Linked DNA regions of Mus musculus: all the other regions are linked to region 1. Evidence: chromatin loops called from intact Hi-C (ENCODE). Cell type or tissue: left cerebral cortex. All regions are shown on one strand.

Region 1 (2,500 bases):
TAGACAAATACTAATTTGAATACATTTAAGCTATGGCTTCCTTAAACTCAACAACTGCCAGGCAGATGGGGGTTTTTGTTGGTTTTGTTTTTTAAGTTTTCATATTTGCTAAGTTTTCACTTGGCATACATTTGTACTCTAAGAGAAAGACAGAGAGTGAATTAGACAAAGTTGAACACAGAAAAGCAAGGGGGGGGGGTGGCACACACATCCCTCCTAGTCTCTTAAACACAGCCAAGTCTGATCCAGTTGCCAGTAGAAACTTTCATTTCACCGACAGGTAGACATCTAACAGCTGCAGACAACTGCCTGGCAGTCACACAGATGCCACCAGGAGGAGGTGACCCTCTGTGCAAAACTCAGTCCTGTGTTCCCATTACTAGACGGAGTTGTTACTGCCTCAGACTTCCCTGACATTTCATAAAACACCCGAGCTTCTTATCAGCTGCCGCCACCACCCCAGACTGAACTATTCCTGAACAACCATGCCCAAAGTGTCAGACTAAAAGTCCTGTCTATTGTCTCTGACAAAAGACCCTCCCCTCATTGAACCCCACCATGTGTCAGACCTGTAACGAGTGCCCCAGCAGACCCCACTCCCAAGTAGATATTAAGAACTGAGCACGCAGCCCAGTATAGGAATGTCATGGGAACTTTGAAATCCTCAATGGCTCGCCACTGACAAGGCTGCACGTCAAGAATGGAAGGTTCGCCTACCTGGAGCCCTCTCCGTCTCAGAATGCTGGACTCATCCATCTCACTCTCTGCTTTCTCCGAGCCTGTCGCCACAGTCTGGCCATGCTGTACTACCTCTACTTGGCCACGATAATTCAGAGCCCCCGCAGCTGCTAAACACTTACATCACGCTCTAGCTGATTGGAGCCTGGAGTCAGCTGGTCCTGCTTAGTTATTCACTCCACCAACTTCGGAGATCACGGATGCTCTTGCAGTTCGCAGTTCGCCCGCCGCGGAGAGCGCAGCAAGTGGGCTCCGACAGGCACCTAATGTATATCGCCCCCGCAGGCGGAGGAGACTTTCGCTATCAGACTGGAAATTCGTGGGATCCCTGTTTTGTTCCTCCAAATGCTGACTGGTGGTTTTCCAGGCAAGCAGGTAAATGGCTTTCGGCAGCAACTTTGGGTCAAGCCCCTTCTGAGGTCCAGAGTAAATCAGCGCTGATACATACCTCTTAAAGCAGCAACTGATTGGGAAGGCAGAAAAAAAAAAAAAAAACGGAAAGAAAAAAGAAACAGGGCCAGCTGGCTACATCCAGCGGCACCACCGCTCACTCCTGGTGCTTGTCTTTTTTAACCGGTATCAAAGGAAATAAATTGTAGCAGAACACACAAGCTGCTGCCTGAAATCTGAAAGAGGGAGCTCAGGGCGCGGCTGCTCCTCAGCCATCCTCCAAGGAGCACTTCCCACCCGGAGAGGAGAGCTCCATTCCGTCACACAAACATCTCTCTGGGTCAGTTCCCAACCCTAAGGCACAGAGTATAGATGTTCATTTCCCCCACCCAGAACTTAGTTCTGCTGATATGGGACCAGCATGTAAAAAGAAGGAAAACCTTCTAAGGCCCATCATTAGCTGGGATATTAACCTATTCCTATAGCCTTATAAGCTGTTGGGGGTGGGGCAGAGGTAGATTTCCATCATGTGCAATTTCACAGTTTGTTTCAGCTTGTTTATTCCACTCATCTTCATCTTACTGCAATTCAAAGCAACTACCAGATGAATATTAGGGTTCATTACTGGCAAGGCACAGGGGTAACAATATACGATACTATCAATTTATAATAAATAATTCCTCCTGTGTCTGCTCTAAAGATACTTAAATTGGGGGAACTGTGTGGTCCTCAGGGAGGCAGGCGCTCAGTGGTGTGTCTGAGAAACACCTCCACAGTTACAGATTTGTCTTCTTGGAAAACACGGGAAAGCAGCCCTAAAATTATTTAAAATATCAGTGATTCTTGGACTCTTACCTATTCCAGAGATCTAAAGATTTCCAAACGATTCAGGGAGGGGAGAAGGAAGAAATGTCTGGTAGGTCTTTACAGACCCCCATCCCCCCCCTTCACTTTCTGCTCCCTTCCTGCCTGTCAGCATGCTGGTAGCCTTGCTATCAATTGATTAGATTATGTCATTAAAAATAGCTCTGGGATTTATGAATCTAAGCACTGAGCCAGATTGGCTGCATTGTACAGTGCCAGTCCTTGCATACAACCCTAGACACACAAAGGAAGTCCAGTTGGACTGTCCCTAGCTGAGGTTCGGCAGAGAAGGGTGTCAGAGTAGTTTCTACTTAGATGTGTTCATTTGATGCCACTTAAGGCAGAAAGCCCCAGACAGTTTTTAGCTCTGGCTTATATGTAGAGAAATGATGCTATGTCCAGAGAAGTGGAGGGGGCACACGGTCTGTGTGTGTGTGTGTGTGTGTGTGTGTGTGTGTGTTGGGGGGGGTTGGAGGGAGAGCACTAAACTGGTCATCAAACAACTCAA
Region 2 (2,500 bases), 140 kb before region 1:
GAGAAAACTTCCAGGGCATGTAAGTATAATCCTGTATTTTACTATCTCTGTTCCCTAGGTGAAAGCAACAGTCTAGATGCACGCTAACATTGACCACATAGAGGCCAGACCAAAGAGGAGCTATCTGATACCCAATCAAAATCCAGAGATGTTGGTACTCAGCTGATTTCTGTATCCTGTGTCATGAGCAACTTCATAAAAATTGTGACAACCTCTTAGCCTTTCAAGTCTAAAACAGGATATATCAATTGTATTTTATTTTTTTAAGTTACTTTAAATTGTCTCCTTGTGTTATGGACAAGATTTTAAAGATGGAGCGAGGAACATGCTTAATATGAAATAGGATCTTTGAAATTCAAAGGGAACAGGGGTCCATGGCTCAAAACCAACTCCTGTAGAAGGGTAGTGCTACGGATTCTACACCTGAAGCTGTGGCCAGGGATGAATGGAAAAGTAGAAGAACGTACAGCTCTCACTAAGATATTCCAAGAAAATTATGAAGCTTAATGCTACTGTGGGGGTCAGGTGGGAAAGTAACTAGGGCAATGGGCAAATACTAGTCCTATGTCTATTATGGAAAAACACTATACCTGACAAGAAGGACCTGAGAGTACTCCAACTTTTTATAAGCCAGCATTTTATTTGAATAAAATAAGCAGAGACTTTAAAGGGAGGACTGGTTTAAAAAGTAGTCACCAGGATGTTGTATATTAATTGACGTATTAATTTAGGAGATAATTTCTCTTGCCTCTACAAACTCAAAGGGAATGAATACTTAATTATGGACACCTAAGAGCTCTCTTCTTAAGAGAGTCCAGTATGTTATTATAGGGGATAGAAAGATTTCACCAAAAAACACATTCCCCTATCTGTGCTGTAAATGACACAGGTATTTTTATTTTCCTACCAGGCTCATATTTTACTGTTTATTCTTTAAAGTGTGTCAGCGCAGACTCACTCACAGCTTCTGCATCTTCCACTAACAGATTTAAAATAAAAATTTGCTGACACTTCCTGCATCACAGATGTCTAACTTCTGCGCCACAAATTTGATGTGGACATTTTCACGGCGCTGCATCAAATCAGAAGGCAGTGAGATGCATTAATGGGTTTGAAAAAAAAAATGAAGAAGAAAAGCAGAAAAAAAAAAACTAGCTAAGCAAACACAGACCTCAACTAGGTAAACACATTGCATGCCATGGCTGGAGACTGCAGGGAGGATTCAAAACGTTCTTCAGTTCATTAATATTCTGCTGCACTGAAGAAACGTGGGTCCCATCTAATGACCGTCACAAATAACCCTTCTCCTGCATGCCCAGCCATCCTGATGCTCTCTGTTAGTCAAGGCAGACAGGGGCCTTTCTTCAGAAACAGGCGTTATGAGCACAAACAAACAGCAAGAGAGGAGAAAGACATAGCTATACCATGGCCTACTGATGCATTCTTTCACAATGAGCTGTTAAGATGTTTCCAGAACTGAGGCACAGCAACTTTAAATATGCAGCGGCGCCTTCCTTCCCTCTGACTGCAGTGCAAGGAAAAAAAAAAAAAAAAACCCGGCTTGGTCTGGCTTTGCACATCAGCTGGAACCAAATGCCATGCATTTAAAACATGGTCCTCCACCTCACACTGCAGTGCTCTGAGGCTGTCAGTACAAACAAATGCTAAATAGCTATTGGTCCCCGGAATGAGAAAGCCAGTGTCATGCAGAAAGCATTAAAATATTAAAGGCAGACAATACTTACTCCAAGGTCAGCCCCGGAATCTGTAGTCTTTCCCGCTGGGCTTTCATGGTTGATATCTGTTACAGCGCTCTATTGTAACCATGACACACACACTCTCTGCCAGCGTCCCGGTGATGACAGAGCGCCAAAAGGAACCTCTCTAAAGGACTGGACTAACAACCTCTCAAGGGGGAGGGGGGATCCTGTAAGTTTGGGTCCTTCCACCTCCAGCAGAATCAAGAGCTGTCAGCGGCTTTCCTCAGGTTAACTGTGGTGCGCACTGCACTGATTTCGTTAAAGGAGCGAGGCTCGCAGCTCTGCATATCAAGTAATTGGTTTCTGATTTTTTTTTTTTTTTTTTTTAAAGAAAGTCGCTACACTCACAGACCCACTTTTTACCTCAGTGAAATAAAGAGTCCTTTTCACAGTGCAGACTGGAGGAAAAATATAAAGCAACAGTATCATACATAAAAGAGTTCCTCTAAGCAAAATGTCAACGACCCCCCTCCCCGTACAGCCGCCCCCTGACACCTAGGCACTGAACTTGCCACCCTAGGGAAGCTCTGTTTCTCCTCTCCTCAGAGTTACTCCTCAGCATCACTCATAGTCCACAAGCGATGAGGGACGGTGCCTGGTAGAAATAATTAGATTTTTTTTCTATATATGGCCATCAGCAGAAAGAGGAATAAACTAACTGTGCCAATTTGGGGGAAGTTGAACTATGTTTTAAAGCAGAGACTTATGTGGACGGGTGCAACCCCGGTGGTGGGAAAGTA
Region 3 (2,500 bases), 190 kb before region 1:
TGAGACTGTTTCTCAGGGCAAAGGCCAGATTATACTGTATTCTGTATTTCCAGAACTGAATAGGCTCAGACTTACACAGACATTTTTAAAGATGCTTGCTGAATAGTCATTTCCACTAAGCGTCTACTCTTTCTCTTATGAGACACAAGATTGAGCAGTATGAAGACATCCATCAATACCCTCACAGAACCCTAAATTCTCAGTATTCTTACAACAATGTTATTAAATTCTGAAGGCTTTCTCTTACAACTCTTTGTCACCAAGGATATCAGTACAAACATTTCTTAGGTCCTAGCATGACTTCAGGAAATATCACAGGCAAACACAAGGAAAACTCCCCTTTGAGTACCCTCTCTACATCCCATAGACAAACCAAAGATTTCCTGAGCTTGTTGAGGAAGAGGGGTGCCATAGAAGAGCAATCAAGGTTGTGAGAGAGGATTTGAAATTGTGCTAGAAAAATCTTGAATTCAGGTATCTACCCCATGAAAGAAGAGAGCAGTTGAGGGATAAGAAATAGCTGACTAGCTGACCAGGAATATTAGAAAGACTGTATGCGACTAGGGTTGCAGCCACAGAGGGAAAAGGTGTGGGAAGGGGAGTCAAGTTTCCAAGAGGAGTGCTTAGTCATATACACAGAGGGTGAAGATATATACATAGGGCGAGAATTCTGCTCTGAATGGGCTTAAGTAAGACCTGATGTCTTTACTTCCCAACTCTCCTCCATAATCTTTCTAAAAAGTTCATTTAGTTGGCATTGCCTATAAGCATGGCAGCAACTTAAATGGGTCCACTGATATAATCAACCCTTTACTTTTCCCTCTTCACCACCTCTGCTTTCCATTTTCAGGAATATCTGAAACCTTCCGATGCTAATAGCTAATGTCAAAGACTTTTTACAATTATGTGATCTAAAAGTATGAATGTGCATATATGGGTGCAGGTACTCAAAGAGTCCAGAAGAGGGCTCTGGATACCCAGGATCTGAAATCACAGATCACTATGAGTAACCCAACATTCGTGCTGGGAACCAAATTCTGGTCCTCTGAAAGAGTGGTACACGCTCTTAAGTGCTACCTCCAAATTCTGGTCCTCTGAAAGAGTGGTACTTGCTCTTAAGTGCTGCCTGCCACCTCCCAGACCCCAACACTAATTTTAACTAAATATATTGGATTATTTTCCCTGAAAAGGTTTGGGAAGATCTGAATTTACCCACACTGAAAAGGTAAGACTAGGTAAAGTACACACACAGCTAGCGATATATTAGCTAATACAGAGCAAGTACTTGATAGATTCCCACACTCCCTGATGATAAGAGTGGGTGTGACACTCAAGTGTAACCTGTCTTCTAACCTGTATGACTTGATTTAGTAACCTATGATTCAGAAGGCAAGGCAGTCGGTAAACATGGGATTGAATTTGTCAGAATTACTGACATTTCCTTACAGACAAAATAATTATATAGAGAGGAGAGGAAGCACAGTTGAGTTGCAGTTGCCATAAAGCTGATGAACTGAGAAGAAACTGAGCCTTTGAAGGCCTTAGAACATAGCTGGTCTTGGCCAACACACAGACACTCAGCAAGATGTTCTACTTATTGGACAGCCACTAAGCCAATACAACAGTGGATATAGTCTGGGATCCAGACTGCTCATTCATTTATCAATATGTCAATATCAGTCACTGCTTCTCCAAGGAAGGCAAGTGGGATGGGAAGATAGGTTTGTCACCCAACTGGGAGGGTAGCTCTGGAAAAAAAATGGTAGAAAACAGAAGGTCTAATCCTTTGCAACTCATTCCCCTCATATGTTTCGTAATGTCCTTTTTACAGATCTTTTACTCTCCCTCCAGATGCCCCATGCCCAAACAGAATAGTATTAAAAAGCTAATATCTATGGACAGATTTGTGTGTACTATATAGAGATTAATTTCTCTGGGCCAAGTTGTTAGGACTGGGTAGCTTTCAACTCCCTGTTTAAGAATCTGTGTCTGTGTATCTACATCCAGGGAGGATGCAGAGTTTCCATGAAGACTCTACCTGATCCTGGCCTAGTGGCAATTCTGCTGTAAACTCTCTTGATTCATTCCTACCCCTGTGTTCAGCACCTAAAAATGAACGAGTATTGCTCAAGGTGGTTCACATCTGTAAGTCCATTAGGTCGGCTTCTAAACTCTTTCCTGAACTTAAGGAAAAAGGTCTGATATGCACACTGACTTTTCTAAATGAGAAAGTCTACAAAAATAGAACCAAAGAGGGGTCAAAATAAAATGTAGGAAAAAATGTAGAAAGAAAATAGAAAGGATGCTATATACAGGAGGAAGAACAAAAAACACAATGAACAGTTGGAAGACAGAAACTCTCTTATGTTATTAAACAAATGGATGCTTACAATACTCAACTGTAAGAAAGATAAACAAGTTAATTTTATATCCAGCTACTGCACAGAAGCAGAAGTTGGCCTAGTCGGCCATCACTGGGAAGAGAGGCCCTTTGGTCTTG

What was found. Hi-C counts contacts between places; a loop is a spot of excess contacts. Peaks named below come from ENCODE experiments on the same cell type or tissue, not always from the same donor. Only the 100,000 strongest peaks of a DNase experiment are listed, where the experiment ranks them.
Region 2: a loop joins it to region 1, with 2.1 times the contacts of the local background. A loop is called at or near these places in 4 of 42 quality-filtered maps.
Region 3: a loop joins it to region 1, with 2.2 times the contacts of the local background. A loop is called at or near these places in 5 of 42 quality-filtered maps.

The regions. Positions count from the first base shown.
Region 1 is chr13:103,096,031-103,098,530 of GRCm38, forward strand. The region is part of intron 3 of Mast4 (microtubule associated serine/threonine kinase family member 4); the gene reads right to left. Gm30050 (a long non-coding RNA gene) reads left to right here and starts at 1,030. Exons shown (of 2, transcript XR_382842.1): 1 at 1,030-1,113. In left cerebral cortex, a CTCF peak has its summit at 978; DNase peaks (open chromatin) are centred at 410, 902 and 1,333; H3K4me3 peaks cover 2,177 bases; H3K27ac peaks cover 1,315 bases.
Region 2 is chr13:102,956,293-102,958,792 of GRCm38, forward strand. All of the region lies in intron 4 of Mast4 (microtubule associated serine/threonine kinase family member 4), which reads right to left. Gm30106 (a long non-coding RNA gene) reads left to right here. Exons shown (of 4, transcript XR_382843.4): 4 at 59-222. Among named protein-coding and RNA genes, the nearest start is that of Gm30106, 50 kb to the left of the region's middle. In left cerebral cortex, no CTCF peak of the experiment used is centred here; DNase peaks (open chromatin) are centred at 1,056, 1,481 and 1,758; H3K4me3 peaks cover 2,083 bases; H3K27ac peaks cover 1,366 bases.
Region 3 is chr13:102,908,894-102,911,393 of GRCm38, forward strand. The region is part of intron 4 of Mast4 (microtubule associated serine/threonine kinase family member 4); the gene reads right to left. Gm30106 (a long non-coding RNA gene) reads left to right here. Exons shown (of 4, transcript XR_382843.4): 1 at 1-2,500. Among named protein-coding and RNA genes, the nearest start is that of Gm30106, 2.3 kb to the left of the region's middle. In left cerebral cortex, a CTCF peak has its summit at 959 (motif pointing right); no DNase peak of the experiment used is centred here.